2 separate regions of the Homo sapiens genome follow, and region 2 is linked to region 1. Evidence: chromatin contacts called from ENCODE Hi-C or POLR2A ChIA-PET data. All regions are on one chromosome and are shown on one strand. Each heading gives the region's core, a stretch centred on a gene start or an enhancer-like site at or near the end of the contact. The rest is flanking DNA. Distances are from core to core; before and after follow the strand shown. Region 1 overlaps LOC105378102 (a long non-coding RNA gene). Region 2 has its middle 680 kb from the start of QKI.

Region 1 (7,137 bases), core at 2,761-5,260:
AGATTTTGGGAAGGAACCACAGTTAAAAACGTGGGCTTGGTGTGAGAAGATTGCTCCACGAATTTCGAACTCTGTGACCTTGAACAGGTCCAAGATTCTCACCTTCTAAATCAGCTTGACTTCACCGGGCAGCTGGGAAGATTTAATGAGGTAGAAATGCCTAACGTGCCCAACATGGTGCCTGCCATTTGTGCTTCAGGAGTAATTCGTAAGAATGCACCGGTGGATCTTTCCCTGGTGCCGTGAGAGGCTTTTGGATATATTCTTTAAATCTCAGCTGCAGGTGCTCTCCTTAGCATAGCGTAGCGTTTATACCAGACCCTGGTTCCGCCACTAACCAGCTGTGCAATCTTGGAAATCCTACTAATTTCCAGACTTTCAGTTTCCTCATCTGTGCAGCAACTAGAATAATGGTACCTACTGATGTGAGAATGAAATGAAATAATATATGTAAAACATTTAGAGATTGGCACAGAGGTGCTATCTGTGGATTAGCCATTATCCTATTGTCTGTGGATAAATTCTGCTTTGCCCCACACATAGTTTGTTTTTTAGCATAATTTCCCAAATAAACTACTAATGATTCAGAGAATTAGGCCTGTAGATCTCCATTTTCTCAACTTGTTTCACTTTTTAATTAAAAAATTAACTCTATAAAAAAGATCAGACCAACAGGAGATCGAGAACATCCTGGCTAATATGGTGAAACCCCGTCTCTACTAAAAATACAAAAAATTAGCCGGGTGTGGTGACGGGCACCTGTAGTCCCAGCTACTCGGGAGGCTGAGGCAGGAGAATGGCGTGAACCCGGGAGGCAGAGCTTGCAGTGAGCCGAGACCGCACCACTGCATTCCAGCCTGGGCGAGACAGTGAGACTCCATCTCAAAAAAAAAAAAAAAAAAAAAAATCAGACCAAGGTAGTTAAATAATAAAATGCCCAATTGTTTGAATTCTAACAGAAATAATGGAGGGCTTGAAAATAAATGGGTGAATGTTGCATGTTTGATGTTTAATCAATAATAAAGTGTTTATAGGGAGAGGACTGATCCTACAGTTACTTGAAAACGCAGCTAATGAAAGGATTCGTAGAAGCAGAAACAGCTAGAGATTTTATGCTTTTTATTTTTCTGATGCTTTGTTTAGTATAGTTTCTGTAATTCTGATAAAAGTTCTTTTAAAAACTCATTTAAATGTCTCTTTAACAGAGTGGGAGTTGCAAATGCTCTAATAATTTTTACTACTTTCATATTTAAAAATAATATGCCCTCTAAACATTTACATTCAAGATTTGTTTCTCCTCGGATGGGTAAATAATGCATAGTAATTTGCATCTCATGCATAAATCTCACTCTGCTGAATAAAAATATTCCAGAAGGTTCCTTCTCTTCTCTATTTTCCTGCTGATGGTAGTTTAGTTGAATAATATTTCTGGAGAAGTGGGAAAGGGGAGGGGCATTGGCGGTTAGAAAACTAATCTCTTATTACTGCTTTCTTGCAATCAGTGGTAGGGAATTCAGAACTGAATAACGAGACCAGTCTTTTACAAGACGAATACAAATATTTCAAACTTTAATCGTTTCCCAGGTGAACACACTAAATACGTCTTTTGTTAGTGACGTGTAGATGCTGCCTGTGTGGGGATTTATCCAGAATGAATTTGCCCCTCAGGTTCCTTGCAGAACAATAGCAGCACAACTTAAATCAATTCCAATCCTCTGGTGCCCCAGAAATAAGGCAGTCATCCAGCAAGCCCTGGGAGACTGAACGAGCCTCGCTGAGCCCGCTTCCTGGAATCCCAGGTCATCAGTGCTTCACGTCGCTGGGACATTGAGCTACAAGAGGCTCTCCTCGGTTCCGCATTGATCATGTTGTCTGGTTAAACTCTGAGGCTTGTTTTCTACTGTGAATTTCCCGCACCACTGGTTTCTTGTCTACTGATCATTTGCTGGGTCTCAGCCTGGTAAAAAGACATCTCGGGAGAGTCTCACGTCCATCATCAAATGTGACTAAAATATTGCAGTGAGTCATCTGCCCTTGGTACAACAGACTCTTTTCAGCAAATGTCTGGTAATATTTTGAATAAAAGATGCTGCACGAGAATAAATTGCAATGTTCTCTGCTTATGTTGCTATTTACATGCCATCTCCTTCTACCATTAGGAATTTGTCTTATTTACCATTTAGTGTTTTCTTCATATAAAATATGCAAAATCTGGTTTCCTAAAAGCATTTATTCAGTCTTGTTTTCTTCACTCATTCTCTAAAATTAATAAGTGTCCTTTGAGCACCTGCTCTGACTGGCGCTGTGTCAGGAAGTGAGAGGCACAGAGTAGGATCCGGTCTTCAGGAGAACGCTGACTTCTCCAAGGTGCAACACGTAGGTGTCAAACAGCTCAGTAACAGTGGCAGGCAGCACCCAGTGGACTACAAGCTGGTCCATGCTCTGAGACTGACTTGGAAGTGGAGAAATGTGTAGGGAATGGAGTAGTGAGAGAATCATAATAGATACTATGGTTAGAGAATAAAAGCAGAATGATGTCAATAGCAGTTAGCACTGAGCGATTACTAAGTGCCACGTACTGTGCAAAGTACCTTGTGCATCTGAACTTGATGATCCCCATTGAATCTGTGAAGCAGGCATTGCTGTTACCACTCTCTAGATGAGAAGGGGGTTCACGGAGGAGGGTGAGATTGAGCAGAATTTTAGAGAAGTAGAATTCACAGTGGTGGTCAGAAGGCATTTCCTGTGGGGAGCTGTGAACAGCATCAGCAACGAGTTGGCACTGAGAGTGTCTGGGACAATCAGACCAGCCTGGCTAGACAGAGGGGCCCCGTTTGGGGAGTGATGGGAGAGGAGGTTAGGCAGGTGGTAGTTGAGTTGGATGAGTAAGACCTCATGGAGCTGGCTTAGGAACTTGGACTTTATCCTTTTGGCCTAGAGATTTTTGGGAGGTATTTGGGTGGGTACTGACAAAATATAAGGTTACATGCAGCCATCAAATGGTTCCACGGTGTAATACCTCAACTGAAACATTATTTTCACCATTGAATTAATTTTTATTAGGTTCCTGTCAGGGTCTGGGTAGTTTGTAGAGGCAGTAGTAAGTACTCTAGAGTTTACTGTACCTTGGAGTTCCAGTCCAGTTTTCCCAGAAAACTGACCTGGTGGCCCCTCTACCCCTTCACACCCCTCCAACACATGCACAGCTGTGCCTGCACACACACCCACATGTACCACATGCATGCACGCACCCACACATCCTCACACAAACACACCCACACTCACCCCCCCCACACACCCACACTCACCCACACTCATCCACAAGAGCCAAACTGTCTCAAAAAAAAAAAAAAGAAAAAAAAAGAAAAGGGGGGCATATACTGCTTTTCTCTGGACAATACAAAGGACTGGGACTTGGGTAGTGAAAGAGGGAAGTGGCCTTTACCTGTAATTGTTTTTTTTTTTAAAGTGGGGGCTATGTGAATATATTACTAATTTATTTTTTGAAGCGCAGACACAGGAAAGAGTCTAAAAGCAAATAAGAGTAAATGTAATATTTATTAACTCCGGTGGGAACTTGGGTGGCGATCATCAAATTGTAATTTATCAAAAATGTATTTTTATCCAAGGGCTCTGGTGTCGTTAAGAAGTATCTGCGTTTGTTCCATCCAGGGTTAACTGTCTTCTTGGAGGAGGGAGAAAGTCAGGAGAGAGTAAGATTCAGTTTCTGTCTGTTTGAAAGAAGCCTCTCTGAGACTGCATTCAATCAGGAATCACTGTAAATATTGACTCGAGTATTTTTAAAAGGAGTCATATGTTTATGGAGAGGAAATGGCTGGCTGGTATGGATAAGTGCATGTTCTACTTTCTCGGGGCGCTGCGCCCTGGGGGAGCATCACTGAGACAACGTGCCAATTAACAGAACCACTGCCCATAGGTGGACGCCATCCAGTTTTCAGGCAGATGACCAAGGATTAATTGGCTGACCTGTACAGTGAGTCACACAAACCCAAACTTATCAGCTCTTGCGCCTGCTCTCGCTCCATTCTCAGTGTGGGCAGGAACAACCTGCTGTTTGCAGACTTCGATGCCCCTCCGCCCCAGCTAATTAGAGGCGAGCAGGTCACTAGCACTCCAGGCCTCTGTTGCCCAGCAGATTTTACAGTGGATGGATTTGGCCTTGACCTGCTGCGGAAGCTTTAGAAACCCAAGACTCTCCTCTGGTCTGCATTTATTTTCTGTCTCTCTGGATGGCCAAGATACTGCCTGCTCCTTTTGGCCTGAGTTGGATGCCTGTCCAGGGTCTCTTCCACCCCGTGAGGGCCCTGAGCCCTACAGAGTAGGCCTGGCTGCCCCCAAGTTGATGGGGCCAGCTCCCTGCTGTCTTCCTGCCTGGCCCACTACCTGGGGCCTAGGCTTGCTCCTGCTCTTGCTAGTCTTGTGTGGACCTTTCAGCTGATCTGGGTCAGGGCCAGGTGTCCCCTTATCTCTGCCTTATGACCAGCGTTAGAGTGGGGCCCTGACCTTGGATGATTCGCTCTCCTGGACTCCTGATGTGTGACGTACGTAGGGAGGAATCTACCCTGTCCCTGTTTGCCCTGTTCTGTCAGCCTATTTGTCCATTCTCTTGTGTGGTGCTCACCATGGTCATGCCTCACATGAAACAAGCGTGTTACACATTGGACCCTGACTTCCATCTTCTTAGGAGTGAATTGGACAAAACCTGTTCATTACTTACAATCATCACCAGCATTGTCTTTCTGAGTCTGTAGATAGAGAGTAGATGATGTTGGGAGCAGAAGGAGGAAAAGTTACCTTTCCATTACCATGAGAATCTAGTCCTCAGCCTTGCAAACTGGAATGTTACAAAGGGCTGGTGACTGTTACTGGGATTTAGGGTTATGCAGAATCATAAAATAGTAATAAGGCATTTACTTTTTTTTGCTCAAACTTAAAAATAATACCTGTTAAATGGGAAGACAAATGCATATATACATATACATGTTTATAGATTCTATTAAAACTGATTTTCTTAAAACACAGAGTACAGTTAGTACTGTCAGAAGTAAGAGAAAACTTTATATTTCAGAGAAAATATTTTTTTCAGGGAAACTTTAATGCATAATAATTTTTGGTTGAAAGTAACTTCTTGGGGAAGACATTCTAATTCCTAGAGTTAATCATCATCATTACTGCTCTGATTTTTCCAAGGTTTCCAGAGTTTTATTCCTGTAACTCTTATGACTGTGTTGTTAGAATAGATTTTTCCATTTGTAAACAAGATGTACTTTTTGTTTCTTTATTAAGCATTTGGTAAATAATATTTTTAACTTTAAGAGACTGCCCGTCTTGAAAGCCTTACCAACATTTCCATATCATCACCAACAGGCTTGGTCTGTGTCTTCCCTTCCTAATGAAAAACTCTGAGTCTTTTGTTGATTCCTGTTTGATTTGCATGACAAATCCCAGTTGCGGTTCATATATGGTCCTTCTGAAGAACAAAGTATGAAAGGCATTAATTTAAATAAATTTTGGTTTTGTAAAGCATGCTATTTTCATTTTTATTTATTTTTATTCTTATTTATTTATTTTTATTCATTTAATTTTTTAAGATGGGGTCTTGCTCTGTCACCCAGGCTGGAGTGAGTGCAATGGTGCTATCTTGGCTCCCTGCAGCCTCCATCTCTGAGGCTCAATCAGTCCTCCCACCTTAGCCTCCTGAGCAGCTGGGACTACAGGCGCACGCCACCACACCCAGCTAATTTTTGTATTTTTTGTAGAGACTGGATTTTTCCATGTTGCCAAGGCTGGTTTCAAACTCCTGGGCTCAAGCCATCCTCCTGCCTTAACCTCCCAAGTACTGGGATTACAGGTGTGAGCCACTGTGCCAGACCAAGCATGATATTTTTAAATTGGAATACTTTGTGTGAGTTATGCACAAATGAGGGCTTTACAAAAACAATACTTGCAACACACCAGGTATTACCTATGAGATGCTTAATGCATCATCTTATTAGTGCAGTGTGAAGTTAAGGGTGCAGGTTTGATCTTTCTGCTGACAGATGAACAACAGCAGGACATGGATTTCCAAGCACTGACAGAAACACTGATGCTTGATTAAGCAAACTCCATCGAGCATTATTTCTCTGTTTTCTAGAAAAGCAACTTTCGGCCGGGCGCCGTGGCTCACACCTGTAATCCCAGCACTTTGGGAGGAGGAGGCGGGCGGATCACGAGGTCAGGAGATCCAGACCATCCTGGCTAACACGGTGAAACCCCGTCTCTACTAAAAATACAAAAAATTAGCCGGGCGTGGTGGCAGGCGCCTGTAGTCCCAGCTACTCGGGAGGCTGAGGCAGGAGAATGGCATGAACCTGGGAGGCAGAGCTTGCAGTGAGCCGAGATTGCGCCACTGCACTCCAGCCTGGGTGACAGAGCGAGACTCCGCCTAAAAAAAAAAAAAAAAAAAAAAAAGCAACTTTCTAGGGAACTGATACAACTTCCTTTTTCTCTGTCAACCACAGCAGCTTATTCTGATGATACAGAGAACACTATATATTTTCAATGGGTCTATCTTCTATTTTTGTATGGTTTAGCTGCAACTCATGTTTATGAATTTTTGCTTGTTTTCTCTGAATTAGAACCCCAATTTTATTACAAGTGGATTTGAATGGGATTCTATAGTTCCACTGTAGACAGATTCAAAAGAATGTGGCTGAAAGAGAGAGAGGTACACATAGGCTCCCCTTACTCTATTTGCTGTTGATTTCATTGCTTTATGCTCATTTAGCCTGTTTTAAATATGATTCATTAATGCGAGCTGCAACTGAAGTAAGTGCTCTGCTGTGCAAGTTGTTAGCCATGTTCATTGAACAGCGTTAGGTGTTTTCTACCCCAAAGGAAGCTAAATTCTGTCGTTGCCGTGTCTAGCTCTTACTGAGAAAGTTTGCAGACATCCGTGAGCTCCGTAATCAAACTCTCTTCTGTACTCACTGATGGGTAGTAATTACATTTTTGTGGGATGGCAAGATACAACCTGTGAGAACTCAGGTTAATTATATTTTTTCTGCTGTGTTCTCTAATAACACCAGTGTTTTAGTCACCGCAACCTTTTTATGTGAGAGGTCCTTTGAGACT
Region 2 (7,089 bases), core at 1,784-4,283, 110 kb after region 1:
ATGGAAAAAGGATGAAATGAAGAATAGAGAAAAACTATACGTTATTCTGATTGACTTAAATTTACATGAATGTAGATTCAAAATATTTGTAATTTGTGATCGTCCATAAGTTAGGATAAATTCAGAGCCTCAGCAGAGTTTCAGCACATGAGAAAATATGCTCTCATCTGTTCTGAAAGTGGTTTCGTCTGTGCCCAAGACCATGTGGAGACCAGAACTGAATCACTTGGCCATGGCCTCAGGGTGCAGGACCGTGTGACCTCATTGTGCATTGAGCTGGAATTCCTGACCTGTTGGGGTCTGATCTTAGTCATGTGTTCATCCATTTATCAAATAAGATTACTCAATAGACATCAATTCCATGCCTTTTATGTACCATGCACTTCCTGATTGCAGGCTTGGAAAAGGTGGCAGATCTTAGAGATAATTCAAAAAGTAGAAAAGACAGTGCTTGATAGTTTATTGGATGTGGGAGTGAAGGAGGGGGAAGGCTTGAGGATGACTCTGGCTCACCAGGAGATAAATAGGTGGGTGATGATGCCATGCAGGGAGATGGACACAGCAGAGTGGAGGACATCATGAGTTTGGTTTTCAGCCTGCCAAGTGTGAGATGCTGGTGGTATTTCTAATGGGGAATTCTAGTAGGCGTTTAGACATACTGAGCTGAAGCTCTGCATAGAAAAATAGCAGCCATGAGCAAATAAAGAGTAATTAAAGCCAAAAGTGTGTATACATCTCCAAAAGCAAGAAAAGAAAAGGTTCAGATGAAACCCTCCAGGAAAGCAAAAAAAAAAAATGTTCTCCCTCCTCCCCAGAAAGAAATAAATAGATGGTGAAAGCAAATCCTGTTGATGAAGGTGAGAAAAAAGTAGGAGGACAACCAGGAGATCATGGTGTTCAGGAAAACCAGGGAAGAAGGCATCCAAAGAATAAAAGAGTGGGCAACAGTGCAAAATGTTCTAGAGGGACCAAATAAGTGCAGGCCTGGAAAGGATCACTTGAAGGCCTTGGCTGTCATGGGTGATCTTGTCACAAAGGCAGATCCTGAGGGTCAGGTTCAGAGAGGCAGGAAGTTGGTAAACGGTAATAACTGGACCCAGAAAGCATAAATGACTCTTTTGAGAAGTGTTCCTTCTCAAAAGCAACACTTTTGAGAAGGGTAGCTGTATTAGTCTGTTCTCACGCTGCTAATAAAGACATACCCAAGACGGGGTAATTTATAAAGAAAAGAGGTTTAATTGACTCACAGTTTAGCCCAGCTGAGGAAGCCTCAGGAAACTTATGATCATGGTAGAAGGGGAAGCAAACACATCCTTCTTCACATGGTGGCAGGGAAGAGAAGAATGAGTGCCCAGCAAAGGGGGAAGCCCCTTATAAAACCATCAGCTCTTGTGAGATCTGACTCACTATCATGAGAACAGGATGGGGAAACTGCCCCCATATTTTAATTGTCTCCGCCTGGTCCCTCCCACGATATATGGGAATTACAGGAACTACAATTCAAGACGAGATTTGTGTGGGGAAACAGCCAAACCATATCAGTAGCCAAGCAATATCATATTAATTAGAGGGGATTTTGGAATCCAGGGAGGCTGGAGTTTCTGTTGTTGCGTTTTTTTTTTTTGTTTTTTTGTTTTTTTTTTTCACAGTCATGGAGGCTAGAACTGAAGAAATCAAGGTGTCAGCAGGGTTGTGAAGAAGGACTGGCTCCAGGCCCCTCTCTCTGGCTTGCAGATGACTGTCTTCAGGCTCACATAGCATTCTCCAACTTTCTCCTTTTTTTTTTTTTTTCTTGAGACGGAGTCTCGCTCTGTCACCCAGGCTAGAGTGCAGTGGTATGATCGTGGCTCACTGCAAGCTCTGCCTCTTGGGTTCATGCCATTCTCCTGCCTCAGCTTCCCGAGTAGCTGGGACTGCAGGCGCCCACCACCACGCCCGGCTAATTTTTTGTATTTTTAGCAGAGTCGGGGTTTCACCATGTTAGCCAGGATGGTCTCGATCTCCTGACCTCCTAATCCGCCCGCCTCAGCCTCCCAAAGTGCTGGGATTACAGGCATGAGCCACCGCGCCCGGCCTGTTGCTGCTGTTTTGTTTTCTTGTTTTAGATTTTAGAAAGTGGGCTGAAATCCTTCTGCAGGATGGTCAGCTCCAGAAGCCATGTGTTTTATCCACCAACACATCCTCATCAACCTCAGTGCCTGGCACAGAGCTGGTGGTCAATGAATATTTGTTGTGTGTGTGGATATGCAAATGAACACAAGCAAAGCAGGGCAGATGCATAGGAGAAAGGGGTCACTGATGAACGCTCTAGCATGGTGGGTCCTGGTCTGCTCTACTCTGAGTTGGTCCGTGCTGGTCAGTATGGAAACCTCCAGTTACGTTCTAGTCAAGGAGGCCCTGAGGGAATGTCTTCCAGCCCTGTATTCATTAGGCAGGCATTCACGAGGATGATCTTCAAATAACTGACACTTACTGTTCACTCACTAACACAAATTCCTGCAAGTTGGATTTTAGCTTCCTTTATAGATCTCTTGCTGTTTCATATCCTGCATAAACTTTTATTTTCTACTTTACTTGGATAATGTCCTATATCATTCTGCCCTACCTCTCTTTCTCTAATCAAACTGACATCTGGTCCCTTGTTCTCAATTACTTTACTGTAAAGAGAAAAGTCTCCATGGGCGACACTCCGGGAGTCTAGAAACCGTGGTGAGTTCCTTTGACTCACTCTTGCCCCCTTCTGCTGGTTTCTCTGTACCTGCAGGCCTCTGGGCTGGCCTTGTGCTGTTGCATGGTATGGTTAGGCTCTGAGGCTTTTATAAGCACAGGTTCTTCTAGAATTCAGCCTGTCACATATTTGCAGAGTCTCTGTTGATAGAATTGTAGGAAGGGAAACTTGGAAGTTTAGGCATCTATTTCCTATGGGCTTCTAAGCTCAGCTTTGGACCCCACGCTGGGCCTGATGGTTCCCCACTTTCAACTCTAGGAATCTCTTTCTGGCAGACTTCCTCACAACTCCTGCACACTTCCTGCTCCCTCAACAGGAAGCACTGCAAATGAGCTGTCCTCGCGTTCTTTCCGAGTTTCTGCTTCCCTCTAGAATAAGGAAATGCTATTACGCATAGCAGTTGGAAATTAAACAAAAGGAAATGAGCCTAACCAAACAATAATTATCCATCACATACTCACACACACCACACACGGGGAGGTGGGACTGGGGGTTGCAAACGCACACAGCTTTAATGATCATAAAATAGAACCAGGACTACTTGGACTAAAGTGAGTCCAACTTTTCCAGAAGGCAGTATGATGTAAGAATATAGGCTGTGTGTGAGTCATGCTTTGATAATTCAGCTGAGTGACTTTGGACAAGTTATTTGAACTTTCTGAGTCTCAGATGCCTCATATATTTAACGGAGATACCATATGCTCATTGAAGGGATTAAGTGAACGAACTCCTTAAAAGCTCAGCTCGGTGGCTGGCACATCAGCAAAATGCTTATCATTCAGAATAATAATTATTAATTACCCTACTTTGTCTATAGGAAATGGTGATGCTTTAAGTTTATAGAAAATTTATCCTGAGAATATAAAAGGTCATGCTATTTGAAGCAACACTATAGAGAAGACCATGAAGAACAGAATCTGTGTTGAGTTATTGATCTACACATTATACTGGGGAGTGCAATGGATCGTATCAATAACCGTTTGATTCAACTCAGCATATTTTCAGCAACTTCAAGTATACCATTCTGATAGAATTGAGGGCAAAGGTTTTCTCTCTCTCTAATTTATCCAAATATAAAAAACTCTGGGCTTTTTCCATGCAACACAAACACTGGGGTTTTAAATTACATTTTTCAACTCTGATCTAGATATTTGGCACTGTGTAGACAGAGCCTGGAAACTCCTCAAAGGAGTGCAAAACAAGACAAACAGCTTAGCACGAGGATGGATGTTGTGTTTGTCTAGCGCCTGTGACAATGACACTAATCCAAAGTCCACACCCAAGGGAATGTGCATCAACACACTTGAAAATGTAGCTGCGAGCTGCATCGGTCCTATGTGGAGCTGCTGAGCCAGGGGACATGCTGTAAGCGAGCTCAGCATGACAGGAACGGCAGTCACAAACCCTTATCTTCAGCCGAGTTCACACCCTTGAGAACACCGTGAGCAAGGACAGCTGATGTGAAGCAAGAAGGCTGACGTCACTGTTGAGTGTGGAGCACAAGATGTACATATAGAATAAAAATAACTACTTGCTGGCCTGTTTATTCATGCACCCAAAAGCCCTTCAGACTTGGTTGACATTTCATGCTAAATAACGGTAATGACGAATGGAAGTTCTGCCATTTTCCTGTCATTTTTGTTTTGTTCTTCCTCTTTCCCTCTCATTTCCCCTTCCCCATTTTTAAAGCTCTGAATAACAGCCAGACATAAAAAGCCAACTTGAGGCTCATCGGGGTGATCTGCGTCAGTCATCCCCCACCCCTGGACTGTGTGAACGCAGAGGCCGACTCTCTGAGTGAGGCTTCCAGGTGCTGCAAAACGCTCCATTCATAGGGACACTGAGTGTAAAAAGAAAGCTGCCCATGGGTAAAAGGAACACAAAACACAATGAGAGAGTGATCGTTCTCAGAGTGACACTGGGGCCTCTGCGGGAAAGCTAGGCAACACAGTGCAGATGAAAGAAAGGCAGAAAAAACATTTTGGCCAGAGCAGATGCGAAACCGTTAGAGTGAAAAGAACAGGCTCGCTCTTGACTCGCTGGGGCAGATCTCGCCGCAGGGCAGCAGGCGGTGCTGGTCCAGATACTCTGGGGAGTCTGCGCGGTGTGCCCGGAGCCCCTGGGCGAACACGGGGCACGTTGCTGAGAAGCAGTATTTTGTGTCTCTCATTCATTCCCAGTTAATCTCTTAAGTTTTCTTCAGCAACAGAACTTATTTGTAATGCCATGTGCTCTATTGTCTCTTGGGGATAAATAATTAATTTCTACTAGGCTACACCTTGGCTTTAAAATAATTCGTGAAAATCTCAAGGGAAGTCATCAATTTAGAGAGGAAATCAAAATTGGGAAACTTGATTAACCTTATTTCAGGGAGTGTGGGATCATATGAACAAACTGCATAATTTTTTGTAACTTTTGAAACTCTCTTTTTCTATATTCCTTCATTGCTATCTAAGCATGCTGCGTACATATTTTTATCTCTAATATACTTACATTTCTATGTGTGTATTAATTTCACAGATTTGATTCCTATGTTGTTGTCTATTATTTACATATGTATACATTCATACTCTAACTCAGTTTGGTAGACCTGAAAAATAAGCCCAGTATGCTTTAACTAGAACATGAGATGGTCAACAAACAAGTCCTATATTCATTCCAATTCCTTCCTTCTCCTGTGGTCCCAGACCCCCTTCACCCCCAGCCTGGACCACTGCAATGGCCTCCTACGGGCTCCTGCTCAGTCCACGTGCCCCCTGCTCCCTGGTCTCCACACACAGCTACAGTGGTGTTTAAAAAAATGTCACAAATCATGACATTCCCTTACTTTAAACCTCCAATGAAAGGAAACCTACGGATCAAAAGAGACTTATGCCAAATACCCACTAGTTGTAATATATGAACTTTATTAAGATCCTGATTCAAGCAAACTGAAGCAAAAATTATACACACATCAACCTTTAAACACTGACACAATATTGGATCATGTTAATTTGTTGTTCTTAAAATATTCTTCAATGTTCCCGCGTGATACATGCAGAATTATTTATGGGTGAAATGAAACCATATTTGGAGTTTGCATTAAAATCTGGGTGGGCTGGGGAGGACTGGGTGGGATGTGGATGAAAGAGGAGGTTCAGGAGTGGTTGATTGTGGGAGCTTGGCAATGCCTCTTGGTTACTTGTGGTACCATTCGATATACCTTCGAGTATGTTTAGCATCAATTGTGTTTTTAAAACCAGAAATATATGACAAAACAGAGCCCTCCGCAGACTTACAACTGAACTTTGGCTCATCCCAGGCCTGCGGACTGGACTCTCTCCTCCACCTGCAGGCTCCTCTCCTCCACCTGTAGGCTCCCCTCCTCCACCTGCAGGTCCCTCTCCTCCACCTGCAGGCCCCCCTTCTCCACCTGCAGGCCCCCCTTCTCTACCTGCAGGCCCCCCTCCTCCACCTGCAGGCCACCCTCCTCCATCTGCAGCCCCCCTCCTCCATCTGCAGCCCCCCTCCTCCACCTGCAGGACCCCCTCCTCCACCTGCAGGCCACCCTCCTCCATCTGCAGCCCCCCTCCTCCACCTGCAGGCCCCCTCCTCCACCTGCAGGCCCCCCTCCTCCACATGCAGGGTCCCCTCCTCCACCTGGAGGCCCCCCTCCTCCACATGCAGGTCCCCCTCCTCCACATGCAGGCTCCCCTCCTCCACCTGCAGGCTCCCCTCCTCCACCTGCAGGCCCCCCTCCTCCACCTGCAGGTCCCCCTCCTCCACCTGCAGGCTCCCCTCCTCCACCTGCAGGCTCCCCTCCTCCACCTGCAGGCTCCCCTCCTCCACCTGCAGGCTCCCCTCCTCCACCTGCAGGTCCCTCTTCTCCACCTGCAGGCTCCCCTCCTCCACCTGCAGGCTCCTCTCCTCCACCTGCAGGCTCCTCTCCTCCACCTGCAGGCTCTTCTCCTCCACCTGCAGGCTCCTCTCCTCCACCTGCAGGCTCCTCTCCTCCACCTGCAGGCTCTTCTTCTCCACCTGCAGGCTCCCCTCCTCCACCTGCAGGCTCTTCTCCTCCACCTGCAGGCTCCCCTCCTCCACCTGCAGGCTCCCCTCCTCCACCTGCAGGCTCTTCTCCTCCACATGCAGGCTCTCCTGCACCCCAGGTCACTACCTTGGTTTCCTTGGGTTCCTCCAGCACTTGCTGCACATCCTGGCCAGGAGTCTCAGTATCTGTTCTTCCCTCAGCCAGGTCCTTCACATCACTGGGGCCTCAAGTCAAAGGCCATCTCCCAAGACGCTTTCCCTGGGAAGTCACCAGGTTTTGTCTCTAGCTGCCCTGCTTTGTCCCCTTCCTATGCATTGTTTTTTTTTTTTTTCTG

Evidence for each region. A loop is a pair of places that touch in the nucleus more often than their neighbours do. ChIA-PET counts read pairs that join two places held with the same protein, here RNA polymerase II (POLR2A). Pooled maps may share reads with other maps.
Region 2: a map of natural killer cell shows a loop between it and region 1 (2.3-fold over the local background). The contact joins two enhancer-like sites. A Hi-C loop is called at or near these places in 5 of 168 maps with a recorded cell type or tissue (Right ventricle myocardium inferior, adrenal gland, endothelial cell of umbilical vein and 2 more), 1 of 37 single-sample maps with no recorded cell type and 6 of 50 pooled maps. POLR2A ChIA-PET finds 5 or more read pairs at or near these places in 1 of 52 experiments (H1).

Annotation. Positions count from the first base shown.
Region 1 is chr6:163,981,986-163,989,122 of GRCh38, forward strand. The region is part of intron 4 of LOC105378102 (a long non-coding RNA gene); the gene reads left to right. Among named protein-coding and RNA genes, the nearest start is that of QKI, 570 kb to the left of the region's middle. Within about 2 kb of position 4,011, at least 4 of the 41 ENCODE cell types and tissues checked have a DNase peak (open chromatin) inside an H3K27ac peak, as active enhancers do.
Region 2 is chr6:164,094,983-164,102,071 of GRCh38, forward strand. No RefSeq gene overlaps it. Among named protein-coding and RNA genes, the nearest start is that of QKI, 680 kb to the left of the region's middle. Within about 2 kb of position 3,034, at least 9 of the 41 ENCODE cell types and tissues checked have a DNase peak (open chromatin) inside an H3K27ac peak, as active enhancers do.